2 separate regions of the Homo sapiens genome follow, and region 1 is linked to region 2. A link is an interaction called in ENCODE POLR2A ChIA-PET data of the cell type or tissue named here. Cell type or tissue: MCF 10A. All regions are shown on one strand. Each heading gives the region's core, and the rest is flanking DNA. Links, peaks and the distances in the headings are about the cores only. Region 1 overlaps WFDC3 (WAP four-disulfide core domain 3). Region 2 holds the start of SNX21 (sorting nexin family member 21).

The links. Peaks named below come from ENCODE experiments on the same cell type or tissue, not always from the same donor. Only the 100,000 strongest peaks of a DNase experiment are listed, where the experiment ranks them.
Region 1: POLR2A ChIA-PET joins it to region 2 with 16 read pairs; 5 of 35 experiments call an interaction of 5 or more read pairs at or near these places.

What each region holds. Positions count from the first base shown.
Region 1 is chr20:45,773,556-45,784,511 of GRCh38, reverse strand. It overlaps WFDC3 (WAP four-disulfide core domain 3), which reads left to right. Exons shown (of 7, transcript NM_080614.2): 5 at 7,303-7,437; 6 at 8,910-9,095; 7 at 10,068-10,299. The coding sequence ends at 10,084. It also overlaps the pseudogene RNU6ATAC38P. Among named protein-coding and RNA genes, the nearest start is that of WFDC3, 13 kb to the left of the region's middle. RefSeq lists enhancers at 500-669, 4,072-4,572, 6,268-6,562, 8,766-8,935 and a silencer at 2,928-3,222. In MCF 10A, for the core only: no CTCF peak of the experiment used is centred there; a DNase peak (open chromatin) is centred at 5,321.
Region 2 is chr20:45,827,821-45,838,776 of GRCh38, reverse strand. It overlaps SNX21 (sorting nexin family member 21), which reads right to left and starts at 4,978. Exons shown (of 4, transcript NM_033421.4): 1 at 4,837-4,978; 2 at 4,309-4,576; 3 at 3,661-3,818. The coding sequence starts at 4,857. It also overlaps a transcript of TNNC2 not described here. RefSeq lists silencers at 4,395-4,444, 4,485-4,604, 4,625-4,934. In MCF 10A, for the core only: no CTCF peak of the experiment used is centred there; DNase peaks (open chromatin) are centred at 2,686, 4,696 and 5,136.

The sequences.
Region 1 (10,956 bases), core at 1,843-9,842, 55 kb after region 2:
CCTTGGCCTCCCAAAGTGCTGGGATTACAGGTGTGAGCCACCATGCCCAGCAGGAGTACAATTTCTCACCAGCCCCTTTATTCAAAACCAGGATGGTTTTCTTCTTCCCTGATCACTTCCTCTCAGAACCTGAAGCCCTGTAACATGTGACAACCTTTTTCCTTCCAGTCAAACCTCTCCAGGTAGGAGGCCCCTTGCTGGTACCCATTGGGTCTGTCTGTGCCCGGCTTAGGCAGCTATCTTGGGCAGCCTGCCCATTAGAGAGAATGGAAGGTTGTTCTCCTTGCCAGGACTCTTGAGGCCCAGCTCTGGAACCAGCCTGGGAATCTGTCTCAGGCAGGTCACTGACTGCTGGCATGTAGGGCTTGGTACAATCTTCCCAGTGTTTGAAGCTGAGGGCTGAATTGTAGGGGCTAAGGGCGAGGCTGGCACCCAGGCACAGTACCTTTGTGAGCTGCTCTGGCCCCTGGCCAGCCCAGATAGGGCTTCCTTTTCCACTGGAGCTTGGCAGGCAGGCTAGAATAGTGATCTCCCGCAGATGTCCCAGAGCCTGCTGGGCTGAGCGGGGTTCCTAGCCTGGTGGGAGGTGATACTGGCTACTGCATTGGTAGTTAACTACTTTTGTATAGCTCCAGCCCTAGGGGAGGGCTAGGCTACTCACCCAACAGGACTGGTTGCTATACCCAACTCTACAGGAAGCTCTCCTTCCAGGGCTATGAAAAATTTCGCTTTCCTTAAGCTCTGACATTGCCAGAGGTTTACCATAGCCAGCGCTGGTCTGTTTGGCAAAGTGGAGGTTCAGTCAGGTTGCCTGAGGGCAAGGGCAGACATTGGGTCCTGCTCTCATGACACTGTTCTAGTCTGAACATGGGTCTGAATCCTGGCTCTTCTGCTTGCTTGCTGTGTGGCCTTGGGCAAGTCCCTTCATTTCTCTGAATCTCACTTTTATTATCTGTAAAATGGGGATAAGGATGTTTAGCTCCCAGAGTGATAATGCAGTTGAGAAGAAATGCATTTTATTTATTTATTTATCTGGGACAAGGTCTCACTCTATCACCCAGGCTGGAGTGCAGTGGTGTGATCTCAGCCCACTGCAGCCTCAACCTCCTGGGCTCAGGTGATCCTTCTGCCTTAGTTCCCTGAGAAACTGGGACTACAGGCACAAACCACTGTGTCCGGCCAGAAATGCATTTAAAAAAGTCTGCAGTAAACCTGCCAGATAATGCTCAAGAGAGCTCATATGGTCATGCCAAGTACCTCTGTGTTCTGGTCCGCCCCTTCTCTGCCTCCCCACCTATCTGATGCCTGACCTATCCGTTTACTCACCCACTTATTCATGTATTCACTGTATATTGAGTGTGGCTACCCTACCTGGCATGTGGGTCTGCAGTGGTGAGGAAGGCAGCCGTGGTCCTTGCCACCCTGGGGCTTGCTCATATAGTGTGACAGACAGGAAATAATCAAGAAAACAAATACATAATAACCCCAAGATGATGATGAGTCATGAGTGCTTTGAAGGTAAAGGAAGAAGAGAGAAGGAGGCTGCTTTCATTTGAGGTTGGAGAGGTAGGCAGGGCCCAGACTTTCGGGGGTCTTCAGGGCTTCTCTCTTAGGCTTTATTCTAAGTGCAATAGGAAGCCTTTGAGGGGGTTTAAAAGCAGGAGAGGCCTTGTCCAGTTTTCATTTTAAAAAGACCACTCTGCCAGTATATGAAGAATGGATGGGGGCAAGTGTAGAAGATGGAAGACCAGTTAGGAGGCTATTGTGGCAGGCTGGGAGAGATGATCGGGGCTTAGACTGGGTTGGAGATACTGCAGACATAGAAAAATGGAAGGCGGCCGAACGCAGTGGCTGATGCCTGTAATCCCAGCACTTTGGGAGGCCAATGCGGGCAGATCACGAGGTCAGGAGTTTGAGACCAGCCTGGCCAACATGGTGAAACCCCATCTCTACTAAAAATACAAAAATTAGCCGGGCATGATGGTGGGCGTCTGTAATCCCAGCTACTCGGGAGGCTGAGGCAGGAGAATCGCTTGAACCTAGGAGGTGGAGGTTGCAGAGAGCCGAGATCGCACCACTGCACTCCAGCCTGGGCAACAAGAGCGAAACTCCATCTCAAAAAAAAGAAAAAAAAAATCCAAAACAAAAAAGCCCCCAAAAAACCAATAACAATGAAAAAGAAAAATGGAAGGCTTACATGTTTGTGAAGGTAGAATTAATGGGACTGGGTGAACAAGTAAGTGGCTGCAGGCATTGAGGGAGACGGGGTATCAAGAAGGGTGGTAGATATTCAGCTTGAGCAGTTGGGTGATGGTGGTGTTCTTTACTGAGACAGGGACAACCTGGGGGAAGAGGTTTTGGAGTGAAGATTCTGATTCTGGCCTGACAGTTGTCTTCTTGGGCCTCCTCATGGCTCACCTCCCCACTGTATGAAACCTGACCACTCCAGATCCCCTGTGACCCTCTGTTTTGCTTATTAACATATATGTATTATCTTTTACGTGGGCTGATGGCATGGCCTCCCTGGGTGTCTGGCTGACCCTTTTCTAAAACCTCACTGCAGGTTGTACAGAAAAGAGTTAACATAACAAGCCTGAGACCGCTCTTCTTAAAAAGGCTTGCTGGCAAGGCTGGGCCTTGGCTGGCTTCTGGGAACTTGGATTTTGTGGGTATTTGTACTACTCTAACTGATAAGAGTGGTTCACTGTGCCTAAACTGTTTGTGTAAACATTGTGGTTTAGGCTGAACATCTGCTTTCCTTCTGAGAGTCTGGAATCTTGGTACGTGCTAGGCAGAGGGTGCCTAAGTGACCAGCCCCCAGTAGAGAACTTTCACAGTGAGTGTCTAATGAGTTTCCCTGGTAGAAAACACTTCACACATGTCATAATTCCATGCTGGAAGAATTAAGTGCATCCTGTGACTCTACCGGGAGGACTCTTGAAAATCAGCACCTGATTTCCTCTGGACTTTTCCCTTTGATGATTTTTCTTTGTATCCTTTTGCTGTAATAAATCATAGCCATGGGTATGACTATACGCTGAGTCCTGCTAATGAATCACTGAACCTGGAAGTAAGTGGTCTTGAGGACTGCCTACACACTGGTGGATAACTTTTCCTAACCTCTAAAACTATCTACCACTGGATCTTCTCTTTTGGTGGAACTGGGCAGAGTGAGTCCCAGTGCTTCTTGGTTTTTGTGTGATCCTTGCTGCAGTGTAGGGGATCATGATGATGTGTGTGTGTGTGTGTCTATGTGTGTGTTTGAGATGGAGTCTCGCTCTGTCACCCAGGATGGAGTGCAGTGGTGTGATCTCGGCTCACTGCAACCTCTGCCTCCCAGGTTCAAGCAATTCTCCTGCCTCAGCCTCCCCAGTAGCTGGGATTACAGGCACCCATCACCACACCCGGCTTTTTTTTTTTTTTTTTGTATTTTTAGTAGAGACAGGGTTTCAACATGTTGGCCAGATTGGTTTTGAACTCCTGACCTCAAGTGTTTCACCCACCTTGGCCTCCCAAAGTGCTGGGATTACAGGCATGAGCCACTGAGCCAGGCCCATGATGTGGTTTAAAGGGCATGAGACCTTATATCAGAGCTGGGGATTTGTGACTCAGTTCTGCTACCATTGACCTCAGGCCAATCCCTCTCTCTAGTTGTCTGTCTCTCTATTTACAAGAGAAGGGGAGTAAGTTTGTTAGCTCAGAGGGCCCTTCTTGGGTTAAGAAGTGCTGAAATTTTACTTTTCCAACAACAACTGGCATCTTTCTCTCAGACATAGTGGCAGGTTGGAGCTGAGGCAGCAGGACAGACTGTGAGTGAGTATTTCCTGGGCTTCAGCTTCACTCCTTTTTTGGTGATAGCTTAGAGTCTTGGGATGGGTGCTGATAGAGGGTGGGGAACCGTCATCCCCATTCTGGCTACTGTTCCTATTTCTCTTCCTGATTCCTGGTAAGCTAATTGTGAGGTGATTAGGGAGCATGTCTTATGAGGAACTGACCTTACCTAGCATGGCAAAGCCAGGATCGTGAAAGACAGAGGATCCTGCCTGAAAGAATGGCATCCGCCAGGTTTTTGTAAGGTCTCTGGGGATAGGAAAAGGCCCAGCCAGATTTCAGGTCAGTATAAAGAGGTACAAAGGGCCAGGCATGGTAACTCATGCCTGTGACGTCAGCACTTTGGGAGGCTGAGGCGGGAGGATTGCTTGAGGCCAGAAGGTCAAAACAAGCCTAGTCAACATAGTGAGACCCTGTCTCTATAAAAAATAAAAATAATTAGCTGGGCCTGGTAGTGTGTGCCTATAGTTCAGCTACTCAGGAGGCTGAGGTTGGAGGATTGCTTGAGCCCAGGAGTTCAAGAGTTTGAGGCTGCAGTAAGCCACCATTGCGGCACTGCACCCCAGCCTGGGTGACAAAGCGAGACCCTGTCTCAAAAAAAAAAAAAAAAAAAAAAAGGTATAAAGGCTGTCTAGCTTAAGTAGGATAGCATAATCTGGCTTGGAGGTAGTGAGGCCCCATTAATTCCAGGTGTTAGAGCTGAGAGAAAGGGATCACGTGGCAGGGATTCATATAAGGCAGGGTGTCAGACTGGGTGGCATTGCTGGGCACTGGTCAAAAGCGAGGTGCTGTGACCCTCTGGGCCTCCAGGAAGCCTGGCCTGGAAAAGGGTAGAGGTAAGTGCTCCATGCCTGGTCTTGAGGACGAGGGCAGAGAGTAGCAGAGAGCTCCTGGCATTGGTCATCTCAAGGTCAAGCTCAGCAAAATGGTGAAATCTGGGACGTATGGCACTCCCAGTTTCTAGGGCACATGGCATAATTTTATGAGATGTTTATGTCACCGGGTTTTTCCACCAGGGAGATTTTTACTCCCAGCCTTCTCAGCTGTGAGATAGAAGGCTTTTGTTCCTTGTTAAATGGATTTCAGTGTTTGTCAAGCAGGTGGGGAGGTGCAGGGAGATGCATTTGGTGGTTACAGTGACCACATTTTCTGAGTCAAAAATCAGGACACATAGTTTTGATGTGATCTCACAGTAGCACAGGATATTTGAAATAGGGGCTGTTCAGGAAAATCTCAGGATACAGGGTTACTACGCCTGGGTTGTTTAGCTGCATGTATTCTCCTTGGATTCCAATACTTGCTTTTTCCATCATGGCAGACTTCCCAGAGCCAGCTGTATGCAATCATACTTACCTGTTCCTACTCAGAGGCACTGGGCCAGTCTTGCTTTGGTTTTCTGCGAAATCTTTAATTGCCTGTCACCTTTCTCTTTACTTAAGAAGCTTGAAATAAACACTAAGATGAATGAGTCATGGTGAATTGGTTTGGTTTGGATGTGGCCTTCTTTGGGTGTGCCTGCGCCTGGGGCCCTGGCCAGTTGCCTGCATGTTTTAAGGATAGTGTAGTAGAAAAAGTACTTTACCGCAAATCAAGAGGCTGAGTGTTGTCCTGCCTTGCTGCTGACTCACTCTGTAGTTCTGGGCAAGATTCTTCTCTGAGTTTATTTTCATAGGAAATGTGTTTGGCTGCACACAACAGAAAATTAATCATATAGGGGTTTGTTTTTCTCATATAACAAGAATTCCTGAGGCTGGGATGGTGGCTCCATGATGCTAACAAGGATGAAACTATTTCCCTCTTTCTCCTTTGCAATTCTTTTTTTTTTTTTACATTTACATTTTATTATTTATTTATTTTAAAAGACGATGGTTAGATGCCACAAAGTAGGTGGCAATGCTTGAACCATATGCATGTTGTCAGGCCCAAAGGCCTCTTCCATCCTTGTCGAGGGGAGTGCTAACCTTCTCTCCTTTCATACAACACCTCTTTGCAATTCTTGACCATTTCGTTATGCTGAGTTGCCTCCTCATTGAAAGAAGGCTACTCTGCCTCTCTGTGTAATGTCTATCTTTGGACTGGAAGAAGAAAGAAGTGAGGGAGCAGTTTGAAAGGGGTATTCCCTGTGTCAGGAATACAAAAGTTTCCCAGTTTATGTCCTAGTTTGTGGTCACCCCTTGTTGCAAGAGAGTATGGGGAAACAAATCATTTTAGCTGGACCTGTTGCCTCTCAGAATAAACTTGGTATCCAGTATCTATTGCTGCATAAGAAACCATCTCCAAACTTCATGACTTAAAGCAATATAGTTACTCTTTCTCACAGTTGTGTAGGTTGCCTGAGCTTGGCTGGGCAGTTCATATACCCACATGATGTAGCTGTGGTCATTCATTTAGCTGCATTCATCTGGGAGCTTAGCAGGGAGCTCAACTGGAGCCACAACGTCCAGGATGACCTCTCTTCTAGGTTCTGTCTCCATGGGGCATCTCATCATCCCATAGCGTAGTTCAAGCTGCTTTATAGCATGGCGGCTGGTTTCCAAGAGGAAGTATTCTGAGTGGACAAGCCCCAGTATGCTAGTGCTTATCAAGGCTCTGCTTACATTACATTTGCTAATGTCCCATTGGTCAAAGCAAGTCAGATGGTCAAACCCAGAGTAGGTATGGAAGGGGACTACAAAAGGGCCTGAATCCCAGGAGGTAAAGTTCACTGGAGGCCACCATTGTAAATGTCTGCCACAGGGAGAATTCAGGGAGAATGTTGGCCACAGTGGGTTAGACCTGAACAGTGTTTTTCAAACTGTGAGTCCTGAAAGCAATTTAGTAATTAGGAAAAATAAGAACTAGAATATAAAATATCAGGGTGGGCTGGGTGGGGGGGCTCACGCCTGTAATCCTGGCACTTTGGGAGGCTCAGGCGGGAGGATCACTTGAGCCAGGAGTTTGATATCAGCCTAGGGAACATAGTGAGACTCTGTCTCTACAAAATAAATAAATAAAATTACCCAGGCCTGGTGGCTTGTGCCTCTAGTCCCAGGTACTCAGGAGGCTGTGGTGGGAGGATCCCTTGAGCACAGGAGTTTCAGGCTGCAATGAGCTATGATTGTGCCACTGTACTTTAGCCTGGGTGATACAGTGAGACCCTGTCTCTACAAAATAAATAAATAAATAAGCCAGGCATGATGGCATGTGCCTGTAGTTCTAGCCACTCAGGAGGCTGAGGTGGGAGGATCCCTTGAATGCAGGAGTTTGAGGCTGCAGTGAGCTATGATTATGCCACTGCACTTTGGCCTGGGCAACACAGTGAGACCCTGTCTTAAAAAAAATCAGATGTATTGCAGATACATGATACACATAAATATTTACATTATATATGTATATAAATATATAACTATATATAAACATACACATGGGACACAATGAAAAATGTGTTTCATATTGTGAGCGTCTCTGGGCTCCAATGCTTTGATTATGTAGCAGAGTTTGGTGGTGAATGTCCCGCTGACCCCCTTCCGTGTGAGGAGCTGTGTGATGGGGATGCATCCTGTCCCCAGGGGCATAAATGCTGCAGCACCGGCTGTGGCCGCACCTGCCTCGGAGACATTGAGGGAGGTATGTTGGCTCTTTTGGGAAGAAATCCTTGAGTGTTTCCTGAGAAGAGTGCTTCTCTTTCCCTTCCTGGGAGGAGCTAGGATTCTCATCCTTCCTGTCCCTCTGGTCCCCCAACCCAAAGCAACCCATTCTTCTAGGGCCGAGGGGCCCTGTCGACATTAAAAGAACTGGGGGAAGGCACTGTGGGGCAGTAGGAACTACTTGGGCTGGAAGACAGACAGTGTGGCTTTTGGTCTTGATTCTGCTGAGGTTTTGCTTTGTGACCTTAGGTAAGCAAACCCGTCTTTTTGAGCCCAAATTTCTTTATCTGTAAAATGAAGGAGTTGCCCAAGATCCTGATTTTCAGATCTAATTTTTAACAAAAAGCTTCTCCCCTGCCCCAAATGAAATCTTAGTTGGAAACACACACACACATATATATATATATATATATATATATTTTTTTTTTTTTTCTTTTTTTTCTTTTTTTTTTTTTTTGAGACAGAGTCTTGGTCTGTACCCCAGGCTAGAGTGTAGTGGCGTGATCTTGGCTCACTGAAACCTCTGCCTCTGGGGTTTCTTCTGCCTCAGCCTCCTGAGTAGCTGGGATTACAGGCACACGCCACCATGCCCAGCTAATTTTTGTATTTTTAGTAGAGATGGGTTTTCATCATGTTGACCAGGCTGGTCTTGAACTCCTGACCTCGTGATCTGCCTGTCTCGGCCTCCCAAAGTGCTGGAATTACAGGCGTGAGCCACCACGCCCAGCTGGAAACACACACACACACACACACACACACACACACACACACACACAGAGATAAAAGCATTCCTGTTCCAATGCCTTTTTTTCTTCAACATTTTAAAAAAACAAATATTTTTGAGTGCCAGGCACTGTGGATCTCCATTAAAGAATCATTGACCCTTGTGCTATCTTAGTCCCTTTAGATTCCCAGGCAGTGCTCAAGGCTGAGGACAGACTCTTGTCCGTATGTAGCTTATAGCCCATCAGGCAAGATAGACATATTCCTTTTAAATAAGGGATTATGATAAAGTTTGATGAGAGGAAGCATACAGGGTGCTACAGGAGCACAAAGCAGGGACATCAAACCTTGTCTAGGGTGGCAGAGGAGGCCACCGTGAAGAAGTGACACTATGAATCCAGAGCATAGGGGGAGGGGGAGTGGTCTGGGAGGCTTGCCCCTGCCACACTTCACCCACCCCCACCCCAAACCTGCAGAGGTGTCAATCCCTGAGTTACCTCTTGGGAACTCCCTTTGGGGCACCATTTGAAAACTCTGGGCTCAGAGGTCTCTTGGGTTCCTAAAGATTCTGAGATCCTCCAGCGCCATGGTTTCCCAGCCAGTTTAGTTGGGTCTAGTGAGGGTCAGGGGTTGATTGACCTAGAGCCTCTGTGTGTAAGTTCACGATGGGAACATGGAGATGGCAGAGCTGATGCCCTGTCCCTTTTCCTGTGCCTGTTGTTCCCACAGGGCGGGGCGGTGATTGTCCAAAAGTTCTGGTGGGCCTGTGCATTGTTGGCTGTGTGATGGATGAGAATTGTCAAGCTGGAGAAAAATGTTGCAAGTCAGGCTGTGGCCGCTTCTGTGTCCCACCAGTCCTGCCCCCAAAACTGACCATGAACCCCAACTGGACTGTGAGGTCTGATTCCGAATTAGGTGAGTACAGTCCATTGTCATCAACAATAACAGACAACTGCTATGTGCAAAGCACTGGCTTAGGTGCTGGGAAGGGGACTTCAGAAGGTCAGGAAAAGTCTAGTTGGAGAGAAAGAACCTATGTCCCAGATGAAAACCCTCATACAAACAGTACAGGCTTACACCTGTTCTCAGGTGTGGCAAACCTGTGTCCCAGATGAGAACCCTCATATAAACAGTACAGGCTTACACCTGTTCCCAGGTGTGGCTCCCTGGGAAGGTCTCTGTGGGAGAGGTGGGATTTGATTGAGGTGCTTAAGGCTAGGCAGATGCGACAAAGGGAGGATAGCACAGGGACATGCCAGATAGGCAATCTGGTGATTGCTGGCAAAGGAACACAGGGTGGGAATGTGTGGGATATGTTTGGGAGGTGAGGAGTGGGGGCAGGGTGGGTAAAGGAACAGACGTATCTCCAGTTTTTTTTTTTTTTTTTTTGAGATGGAGTTTCACTCTTGTCACCCAGGCTGGAGTGCAATGGCACAATCTCGACTCACTGCAACCTCTGCCTCCTGGATTCAAGCAATTCTCCTGCCTCAGCCTCCCAAGGCTGGGATTTACAGGCGCCTGCCATCATACCTAGCTGATTTTTGTATTTTTAGTAGAGACAGTGTTTCACCATGTTGGCCAGGTCTGGTCTCGAGCTCCTGATCTCAGGTTATCCACCCACCTTGGCCTCCCAAAGTGCTGGGATTACAGGCATGAGCCACTGTGCCCGACCATAATTCCAGTTTTTTATAACAGGAGATACAAGGTTGACATCTGAATAATAAGAGCCTTCAGTGCCAGTTTGGATTGGATTGTCTGGGAAGCAAGGAGCTATTTAAGACTTTTGAGAGCAATATAGGCCAAGCTTTCCTAGGGTGGAGGGAAAACATTTCAGGTAGCTGAAGCCAGGAGGGCACAGCTGTGACTTGATGTTTCTTCTACTTGCAGAGATCCCGGTGCCCTAGCTGTGCTGATTTGTCTGGAGCTTCTTTGGTAATTCTGGAAGCTTTTCCTGGCAGTCAAGAGAGGGTGACATCCTGGGGCTTGTGACATTTCCAGGGGCACTCATGGCCCTCTCTGCTCTGCTTCTCCTCCTGCCGCTGACCAGAGCATGGGAAATAGCCCTGGATTGGGTAGTGGGTGTGTGGTGCTTCTCTTTCCCGATAAAGGCTGGTGCTGACCTCTTGTTTGTGCTATTTGAGGGCTCAGATGATATGGGAGAGCTAGAGGGTATGTGTGTGCCTGTGGGATTGTACGATTTACATATTTAGGACAGATGGGTAATCCATTCTTTGTGAGGACACTGAAAATGGGTTTTGGTTGGGTGTGGCTAGGGAAGAGATGGGTGGAAACTAAACTGAGAGTGACTTGCCATAGATGTCTTTCTCAAGCCCTGGTGGGGGTGGAGGTCAGTCTCTTTTAGACCTGCTGACCTTCTTTCTTTTATTGGAGAATGTGGGTTGAGGGTGGAAACTAAACTGAGAGTGACTTGCCATAGATGTCTTTCTCAAGCCCTGGTGGGGGTGGAGGTCAGTCTCTTTTAGACCTGCTGACCTTCTTTCTTTTATTGGAGAATGTGGGTTGAGGGTGGAACAAGGGTGAGTGGCTAGTTTTTTTTTTTTTTTGAGATGTAGTCTCACTCTGTTGCCCAGGCTGGAGTGCAGTGGCGCAATCTTGGCTCACTGCAACCTCTGCCTCTCAGGTTCAAGTGATTCTCCTGCCTCAGTCTCCCGAGTAGCTGGGACTACAGGCGCGCTACCATGCCTGACTAATTTTTGTATTTTTAGTAGAGACGGGGTTTCACCATGATGGCCAGGCTTATCTTGAACTCCTGACC
Region 2 (10,956 bases), core at 1,215-9,214:
TACTTACTTATTTACTTTATTTATTTATTTAGTCTCGCCCTGTCGCCCAGGCTGGCATGCAGTGGCACAATCTCCGCTCACTGCAACCTCTGCCTCCTGGGTTCAAGCAATTCTCCTGCCTCAATCTCCCGAGTAGCTGGGATTACAGGCGCCTACCACCACATCCGGCTAATTTTTGTATTTTTAGTAGTGTCGGGGTTTCACCGTGTTGGCCAGGCTGGTCTTGAACTCCTGACCTCAGGTGATCTGCCCACCTCAGCCTCCCAAAGTGCGGGGATTACAGGTGTGAGCCACCGTGCCTCACCTTTTATTTTTATGGCTAGCTTCTCTCGGTGGCAAGTGAGACTTTCCACGTACGGTAGTGCTATGAAGTTGTCTTTTAAAATTACTTAAAGGATGGGCACAGTGGCTCATACCTGTAATCCCAGTACTTTGGGAGGCTGAGGCAGGAGAACAGCTTAAGGCCAGGAGTTCGAGACCAGCCTGGGCAACATGGCAAGACCCTGTCTCTAAAAAAAAGAAAAAGAAAAAGAAAAAGAATTAGTTGGGCACTTGTGGTCCCAGCTACTCAGGAGGCTGAGGCAGAGAATCATGTGAGCCCACGAGTTCAAGGCTGCAGTGAGCTATGATCACGCCACTGCACTCCAGCCTAGGCGACAGAGCAAGACTCCGTCTCGATAAACTTATTTAAGAAAAAAAATAGGTTCGGCTGGGCGTAGTGGCTCACACCTGTAATCCCAACACTTTGGGAGGCTGAGGCGGCAGATCACTTGAGGTCAGGAGTTCAAGACCAGCCTGGCCAACAGTGAAACCCCATCTCTACTGAAAATGCAAAAGTTAGCCAGGCATGGTGGTGGGCACCTGTAATCCTAGCTACTCAGGAGGCTGAGGCGGGAGGATTGCTTGAACCTAGGAGGTGGAGGTTGCAGTGAGCTGAGATTGCACCACTGCACTCCAGCCTGGGCAACAGAGCAAGACTCTGTCTCAAAAAAGAAAAAAAAAAAGATAAAGAAAAAAAAATAGGTTCATTTAAAGAAAAATGTTAAGAAGAAAAGGACACAAGTGGCATTTTTAGATAGGACAAGAATCAGGGAGGTATTGGAATGACTGAGGTTTGGAAAACACTGAACAAGATGATCACGAAGTTCCCCGCCTCCCAGGTCTGAGAACCTGAATATGGATTAACCTATAATGCCAAGCCAACAGGTTTAAAAGGAGAGTTAACCAGTGTTAGATGTTAAAGGCACCCTAACACCAAATCCAGATCTTTCTCTCACATTTGTTCTGTGGAACTGACAATACTCTAGCCACTCCTGGTCAGTTAGGTTTGCTTACTCTGTCCTCTTGAAGATTCACAGTGTATATCACTATTAGGGATTAAATACTTTAACAATAAAGAAACTTATTGTATTCTCATTTAACTCTGCATTCTCAAAACATATTGCCTGCAAAACCTTTATTTAGAAACAGCTATTAACATTCCAGGGAACTAGTTTTCTGCAGGACACACTTTAGGACACCAGTTTTCTTCAGGACACACTGGTCTATATAATAAGCCTTTATGTTCATCTAGTTTACATTTTGTATCCATTATCTCATTGACCTTGTAACATGCAGCCAGATGGGTGATAATGACAGTAGTTCCATTACCCAAGCATTTACCCTGTGCCTCCTGTTGTACCAAGCACTCTTTACATCTGTGATTTCATTTAATCATCACAACAGCACTGCAAGGAAGGTCCTTATCTCTGACAGCTGAGGAAGCAGGCTCAAAGAGGGGGAAAAGGGCTCAAAGACTTGCCGTAAGTCACACAGCTGGAAAACAGCCCAGCTGGGATTTAAACTCAGGTTGATCTGATTCCAAAGCCTGTGCTCTTCACCCCCACAAGTTGAGTGGGGAATTAGGGTCCCCATTGTACACAGGAGGTGCCTTGCTTCTCCAGACACAGGCCGGGGCATACTTGGCCATCCTGCTCTATCTTGTCATCCCTTCCCATCCAGGTACCCACAGTCACCCCCATTCCTCTCAGCCTCTGAACTATTCCTTGGTGTCCCCTTCCAGTGTATGAACCCAGAGTTCTGAGACCTTTGCCACTTCAGACTTCATCATTGGCCACACGTGGTGGTGCACAGCTGTAGTCCTAGCTACTTGGGAGGCTGAGGTGGGAGGATAGCTTGAGCCCAGTTGGAGGTTGTAGTGAGTTATGACTGCACCACTGCACTCCAGCCTGAGTGACAGAACGAGACCCTGTCTCAAAATTTTTTTTTTTTTTTTTTTTTTTTTTTGAGACGGAGTCTCGCTCTGTTGCCCAGGCCGGACTGCAGTGGCTCGATCTCGGCTCACTGCAAACTCTGCCTCCTGGGTTCACGCCATTCTCCTGCCTCAGCCTCCCAAGTAACTGGGACTACAGGCGCCTGCCACCATGCCCGGCTATTTTTTTGTATTTTTAGTAGAGACGGGGTTTCACCGTGTTATCCAGGATGGTCTCGTGACCTCGTGATCCGCCCGCCTCGGCTTCCCAAAGTGCTGGGATTACAGGCGTGAGCCACCACGCCCGGCCTCAAAAATTTTTTTAAAAGACTCAATAATCGGAGTCGGTCCCTGCTGAAATTGGAGTAGTCACCCCATGGGTGTGGCCCTTGCTTACTAACAGCAACAGAAAAGGGTGGAGAGGCCCAGATGTGGGACTGGGCTCCAGGCCCCCTCCTGCTGAGTCAGAGGTGGAGAAGGGTGGTGAAGAGGAGGGGAGTGAGAGATGGAGAGCTGCCACTGACAGGAGTGGCCAGCTCAGCTGGCTTTCAGGCCTGGCCTGAAAAGGGACTGGAGCAGGAGTCGCTGTGGGCATTAAAGGAGCAGACCTCATTCTCCAAGTCAGTCTCTCAACAGCAAGGAAAACAGCAAGGGACTCCAAGGTCCTCCCCAACATTGCTCTTCATCCTAACCTCCACCAACCCTCTAAGTCTAGCCCTTAGGGACAAGGTCGGGTGCTTGAGAACTGATTGACCTGTGCGTTATAAGGACACAGCAGGCCCTAGATGACAAACATTTTCAACCCAAAGTTAAATAATGATGACATAGCTACCATTTCATTGACCACGTCATAATGCCAGGCACACTGCTAAGGGCTTTTTGTCCATTGTCTCATTTAACTCCTGCTGTAATCTTCTGCATTTTCCCCATTGCTATAATGAGGAAACGGAAGATGACCAAGGTTAAACAACTCACCCAGAGTCAAACAACTGGAAATAAGTGGGAGTCAAGATTGGTCTGGATCGAAAGCCTATTTCCTTAACTACCAGCCCATGCAACTTGGATCTCAAGTTTGACCCAGATAACATCTGTCTCTCTGTATCTCACATCTTGCTACAATTTGCAAAAACCTTGTGGGCTGGGTGGGGAAGTGCACACACCAGTTCTCTTAGTCTCAAAACCAGGTTAAGAGGAAGGTCCTTAATCCCCACTTCAGTCAGTCTCAAGGAAACTAAGTCTTGTGTGAGGATTTGCTCAAGTTACATCCCCTTTCTGACCTCAGTTTCCCCATTTGTAAACAAGGTAACCATTTATAACTACATAGACCCCTCAGGAAGTTGGGGTCTTCCCTACTTGCTCCTAGCCATACTTCTGGACTCACAGCCCAGGGGTTCTAGACCCTCACTCACCACGTACTTGGAGGGCGGGTCCTTGACAACGTTAGCGCTGGTCACTTCGAAGAGCAGCCGCTGGGGTGCCAAGGTGTTCCGGGACTTCTTCCAGAAATCCTGCAGCTGCCGCGCCAGGAGCTGACTGCCCCACTGCCCATCAGGTGGGGGGCTCCGTTCTGCAGACACATGACCAGTCATATCAATGGGCCTAGGGCCAGGGTCGACATCAACCACTGACGTGGCCTCACTCATCCTCCCAGTGTGAGGCAGGACTTACCCCCTTTTTACAGAAATGGAAACTGAGGGACAGAGAGGCACCGAGGAGCCAAACACCGTGCCTGGCAGACAGTAGGGGCTAAATTAATAGCTCCACCCTCAAAATATCGTTAATACATCATTTCCATTCGGATCCCAAGCCCTGTACATTTAATGCCTGCAGCAATTCTGAGATGAGAGTGAGTTCTCCCACTTGACACAAGGGAAAACTTGGCTCAGAGGGGGGTTAAGACTCTCTCAAGGTCACACAGCCAAGAGGTGGCCCAGGCGCTTTAAGAAGTGTGGGAGTTTCAGCTGGATCAACTTAGCGCCCTGGATGCTCTGGGAACGCGGCTGGGATGGAGGCCTAATCGAGCCCCAGGGTTCCCGCCTCCGTCCTCCTGCACTCGCCTGCGTCTTCTCCTGACGTCCCATCCCCGAGGGGCAGCTGGTCAGGGCCAGCCTCCTCGTCGTCCTCGTCCTCGTCGTCCTCGTCGTCCTCGGCGCTGGTGAAGCTGAGGGTGCCGCTGAGTCGGGAGGACAGGCCCTCGGCGTCGTCGTCCTCCAGCTCTGAGCTCTCCGGAAACTGCTCGGCCTCTGGACTGGCCGCCGCCTCCCCGGGGCCGTCGCCGGCCAAGGCGTGCCGCAGCCGGTGCAGGAGCCGGGAGGCCATGGCACCCTGGGGGGAGCGCGCGACGCTGTGTACCGGATCCCGGAGGAGGGGTACCCCAGCCCGGCGCAGGAGGAGGAGGGGCGGGGCCCGAACCGGAGAGGGAGGGGCGCGGTGAGGCCCCACCCCCTGGCAGTCCGAGGTCTTGCGAACCAGGGGACCCAGCCAGCATCGCTTTCCCCCCAACCCACTCAGCCTAGGACCGCGTTCCTCCCCGGAGGGGCTCAGGACCCTCCCGATGTCTCTTGCGCCGCCTCGTGCGCCTCTACCTCCTGCGTCCCACGGTGCATTCAGGGGCGCGCCGCGCCCCAGGGGTCCGGGTGCAGCCCCCCGCAGCCCATGGAGGTCGGCCGGGTTCTGCAGGGCTCCGCCGGGCTCAGGCCGCTCAGAGCGCCGCTCGGGCAGCTTCCTGCCGCCGCCCCGCCTCCTGCCCCGCCCGCTCGCCCGAGCCGCCCGAGAATCCCGGGCCCTTGGCTCCAGGAGGGACTTGGGAAGCCTGGGTCGGCCTGAGGGAGTCCCAGGCCTGCCGCAGAGTCATCCCAGTCCGGCCAGGCGCGTACCCTCCTTGAATCCTCCCACCCCACCCACGTCATCTCCAATCTGTCCCACTCATTTCCACCCAACGCTCTTTAACTTCACAAAGTAATTATGCAATAGTAGGGAGGCCATGTCTCCCGAGAGAAAACGAAGGGCCAGGAGAAGATGCGTGATTTGGGTTGGTTGGAATCTGACCTCGCTGAGCCTAGGTTTTCTCATATGTAAAACAGGAACAATACTGCTAAAACTAATTTTGCAGCTCTTGTAAGAACGCTCGTCCCGTGCCTGGCATAGAGCAAAGGCTGACGAAATGATCACTTACATAATGATTATTGTTTCTACAGTGTTCACAGGCTTGCACAATCTGATTTGAACCTCACACATGGGAAGTAGGCAAACAGGGAAACTGAGGACCAGAGAGGGTGAGTTACTTGGCTTAACCACACAGCTTGCCAGAGGTTTCTTTCTTTCTTTCTCTCTCTCTCTTTCTTTCTTTCTCTCTCTCTCTTTCTTTCTTTCTTTCTCTTTTGAGATGGAGTCTCACTCTGTCACCTAGGCTGGAGTGCAGTGGCACCATCTCTGCTTACTGCAACCTCCGCCTCCCTGGGCTCAGGTCATCCCTCCCACCTCAGCCTCCCCAGTAGCTAGGAATAGAGGCGTTCGCCACCACACCCAGCTAATTTTTGTATTTTTTGTAGAGATGGGATTTGGCCATGTTGCCCAGGCTGGTCTCGAATTCCTGGGCTCAAGTGATCCACCTGCCTCTGCCTCCCTCAGAGGTTTCTGAGTATGGGGCCTGGAGCCCAGGTCCCCTGCTGCATACTGCCCTTTTCCTGTGCAGCAGGCCTGATAATCTCAGTGGCTCCCCAGCTTTGTTTTATCTTTTATCCGCAGGGCAGCTGCAGGTCAAGAAAAAGTTATTGTGGCTTCCTGTCACAAAGCCTAGGTATCAGTTGTTAGGGCAGATTTTGATAGTTATACAATACAATAAATAAAATCAAAATCTCTCCAAAGTAGCTCCTACCCTTTCTGAGTGGCACAGGAGAGAAGGGTGGGGGAAAATGCCTTGGGATAAGCAGAAGGTATTTCAGCTCCCTGCCCTCCCATGTGAGCAGAAAGGCTGGGGTTCTTATTTTCTGAGGGTCCACTTTCTACATCCTGCTCTAGGCACTTTACTGTCACATCTCTCCCTCACAGCGTCCTGGGGAAGAGGCTGTAACTGGACATTAATGGTCCATTTTCAAGATGAAGAAACTGAGGCAAAGTGACTTCCCCAAGATCCACATCTGGGAAATAGAGGGGCTGGGATTTTAAGCCTAAGTTTGTGCAATTTTATTTATTTATTTATTTATTTTTAGAGAGGGAGACAGAGTCTTGCTCTGTCGCCCAGGCTGGAGTACAGTGATGCAATCTTGGCTCACTGTAACCTCTGCCTCCCAGGTTCAAGCAATTCTCCTGCCTCAGCCTCCTGAGTGGCTGGGACTACAGGCATGTGCCACCATGCGGCTAATTTTTGTATTTTTAGTAGAGGTGGGGTTTCACCATATTGGCCAGGCTGATCTGGAACACCTGGCCTCAAGTGATCCACCTGCCTCTACCTCCCAAAGTGCTGGGATTACAGGCGTGAGCCACTGTGCCTGGCCAGTTTGCACAATTTCAAACCTCGAATTACTCTTCATTTGGCTTATGGGCAAGATATTGGGACAAAAAAGGCATACTTCATTCATTAATTCAACACTCACTCATTCACCAACCATTGGTTAAAAAATAACTTGTCCTTCGGTATATGCCTTACATGTCTGGGCACAAAGCTGGTCTTCATGAAACCATGGGTTGTTAGAGCAGGAGGGCCCCTCAGAAATCTGGCCTATCACCTCCATTTTACAGATAGGTAGTCTGAGGCTTAGTGAGGGGAAGGGCTTATGCTGGGTCATATAAACAGTCAGAACTAGGAGATCTGAAGGTTGCGCATTCTCCACTATTATTATTTCTTCTTCTTTTTGCTTCCTTCTTCCTCCTCCTGCTTCTTCTTCCTTTTTTATTTATTTTTATTTATTTTATTTTTTTTGAGACAGAGTCTTACTCCATCACCCAGGCTGGAGTCCAATGGCACACTCTTGGCTCACTACAACCTCCATCTCCTGGGTTCAAGCGATTTTCCTGCCTCAAGTAATCCCAAGTAGCTGGAATTACAAGTAATCCCAAGTAGCTGGAATTACAGGCATGTGCCACCACACCCGGCTAATTTTTGTATTTTTAGTAGAGATGGGGTTTCACCATGTTGGCCAGGCTGGTCTCGAACTGCTGACCTCAAATGATCCACCTGCCTCAGCCTCCCAAAGTGCTGGGATTAGAGACATGAGCCACCGTGCCCGGCCTCTTCTTTCAGAGACAGAGTCTCACTCTGTTGTGAGGCTGGAGTGCAGGGGTGCGATCATAGCTCACTGCAGCCTCAAACTCCTGGGCTCAAGTGATTCTCCCACCTCAGCCTCCCAAGTATCTGGGACTACAGATATGTGCCCACCATGCCTGGCTAGTATTTTATTTTTTGTAAAGGTGGGGTTGCATGTTGCCCAGGCTGATCTTGAACTCTTGGCCTGAAGAGATCCTCCTACCTCTGCCTCCCAATGTGCTGGGATTACAAGTATGAGCTACCACCCACCATTCTTTGTTTTATTTTAATTTTTTAATTGGAGACAGCGTCTCGCCATGTTGCCCAGGCTGGTATTGAACTCCTGGGCTCAAGAGATCCACCTGCCTCAGCTTCCCAATGTGCTAGGATTAAAAGTGTGAGCCACTGCCCCCATTCTTAAATTCTGTATGGATATCTCCCTACAGCCTCCCTGAGAAATGGTCATCTAGCTCCTGTTTGGGTATACTCAGTGATACGGAGCTCATTACCTCCTGAGGCCACCTGTTCCCATTATTGTTCAACTATGACTATTAGGAAGTTCCCCCTTATATTGAACTAAATACCATCCAGTTCAGTTATTCTTATGTAGAATATAATATCTGTTGAACACCTGCTACATAGCAAGTGCTGAGCACTGGGAAATGTGATGATCTGTAGAACATAGAATGGGTTGTGAGCATAAGGTATGCTCAGTGCTATGATTGAGGAAACTACTAGAGACCACCTTGGACTCCCTGGTCTGGACACAGTGGGGGAAGGATCCCCGAGGAAGTGATGTTAGAGCTTAGAAAGATGATAGGGAAGTAGACAGATGAAGAGAGGAAAGATGGGAGTTTCTGGCAGAAAAAAACAGCATGTGCAAAGGCTTGAAGGTTCATAGAAGGTGGTGTTTAGAGTAGTCTTTTTTTTTTTTTTTTTTTTTTTGAGATGCAGTCTCCTTTTGTCGCCCAGGCTGGAGAGCAGTGGCATGATCTTGGCTCAGTGCAACCTTCGCCTGCCAGGTTCAAGTGATTCTTCTGCCTCAGCTTCCCAAGTAGCTGGGACTACAGGCGCCCACCACCACACCCAGCAGCAATTTTTTGTATTTTTAGTAGAGACAGGGTTTCACCATGCTGGCCAGGATGGTCTCGAACTCCTGACCTCGTGATCTGCCAGCCTGCACCTCCCAAAATGCTGGGATTACAGGCATGAGCCACCGTGCCCAGCCTAGAGCAGTATTTTAAAGTCTGATCAGAGCAGACAGCAACATGATGTGGAGGGAAGGAGTGAGATTAGAAGGGCCAATGGGACCTTGCTTGGCTACATTAAGCAATTTGGGCCTTACCTAATCCCTTGAATAAACAAAAGAACAAAGGCTGGGCTCAGGGGCTCATGCCTGTAATCCTAGCACTTTAGGAGGCTGAGGCAGGCGGATCACTTGAGGTCAGGAGTTTGAGACCAGCCTGGCCAACATGATGAAACTTTTTTTTTTTTTGAGACGGGGTCTTGCTCTGTTGCCCAGGCTGGAGTGCAGTGGTGTGATCTCGGCTCACTGCAAGCTCTGCCTCCCAGGTTCACACCATTCTCCTGCCTCAGCCTCAGCCTCCCAAGTAGCTGGGACTACAGGCGCCCACCACCATGCCCGGCTAATTTTTTTGTATTTTTAGTAGAGATGGGGTTTCACTGTGTTAGCCAGGATGGTCTCGATCTCCTGACCTCGTGATCCGCCCATCTCAGCCTCCCAAAGTGGTGGGATTACAGGCCTGAGCCACCGTGCCCGGTCGATGAAACCTTGTCTCTACAAAAAGTAAAAAATTTGCCGGGTGTGGTAGCTCACACCTGTAATCCCAGTGCTTTGGGAGGCTGAGGTGGGCGGATCACCTGAGGTTGGGAGTTTGAGACCAGCTTGACCAACATGGAGAAACCCTGTCTCTACTAAAAATACAAAATTAGCCGGGCATGGTGGCTCATGCCTGTAATTCCGGCTACTCGGGAGGCTGAGGCAGGAGAATTGCTTGAACCCAAGAGGCGGAGGTTGTGGTGAGCCGAGATTGCACCATTGTACTCCAGCCTGGGCAACAAGAGCAAAACTCTGTCTCAAAAAAAAAAAAAAAAAAAAACCAAAAACAAAAATTAGCTGGGCGTAGTGGTATGTGCCTGTAATCCTAGCTACTCAGAAGGCTGAGGCATGAGAATCACTTGAACCTAGGAGGCGGAGGGTGCAGTGAGCCGAGATTGTGCCACTGCATTCCAGCCTGGGTGACAGAGTGAGAGTCTGTCTCAAAAACAAAACCCCAAAAAACCAAAAAACAATAAAAACTAAATTGGAATCCCATGGGTCTCCCTCACCCTTTGGCACCCTGCCTGCCTGGGGGAGGCCTTATTTAGCTTGGCCCAGCCCTGCTGAGCTTTCCTTGGGAATGTCTATATATAGGGGAAGGGGGCAGCCCAGTTGCCACTGTCCATCTGCATTCCTTGGTGTCCAGCCCCCCTTTCCTGGCCCCAGAGCCTGCTATCGGTTGTCTTGGTGCTCTTTCTGTCCACGTAGCCACTGTCTACAAGCCTTGCCTACTCCCCAGTGCCCAGCCTGCACCTTGTGGATTCTCAGGTTGGGCTCCCTCTGGACTTGGTCTGCCCACCCCTTTACTCCCCAGATGACCAGATTTCTTCACTGAGCTCTAGGAAGGGGCCAGCTGTCCTTTTACCACTTAAAGAACCTTCCCCTGCCTACTCCTTACTTCAAAAAAAGTGAATCCAAACACCCTTTCCCTGGAGAAGGTAACTTTCAGAGAAGGATCTTTGCTTTCAATGATTATTTCTCCTCCAAATGCACATCCTCCTCTCCTCCATCCCTCCATACATTTTTCCATCTGGACAGGTGCCCCAAGGACTGTCTGTCCCAACTTCCCTCCAGTCAGGATTAATAATAAGAATCATCAACATGGGTGGGCATGGTGCCTCATGACTGTAATTCTAGCACTTTGGGAAACCAAGGTGGAAGGATCCCCTGAGCCTAGGAGTTCGAGACCAGCCTGGGCAACATGGTGAAACCCCATCTCTATAAAAATACAAAAAAAAAAAAAGCCAGGGGTGGTGGTGCACCTCTAGTCCCAGCTACTCGGGAGGCTGAAGTGGGAGGATCACTTGAGCCCAGGAGATAGAGGCTGCAGTGAGCTATAATAGCACCACTGCACATCAGCCTTGGTGACAGAGTGAGTATAGACCTTTATAATTTACAAAGCTCTGCAGTCAAGTGGGGATAATCGTTGCTACCTCATAGGAGGAGCACTAGATGAGATCATGTTAAAATGCTTAGCACAGTGTGTGGCACGTCATGGGGTTCAGTAAACAGTGGCCTACCTGTCACTTTCTCCTCCTATCCCCTGCCCCTTACCATGGTTCAAAGACGGGACATTCCTCTTGCCAAGCACCAACGCTGTGTACCCAGCACAAGCTAGGT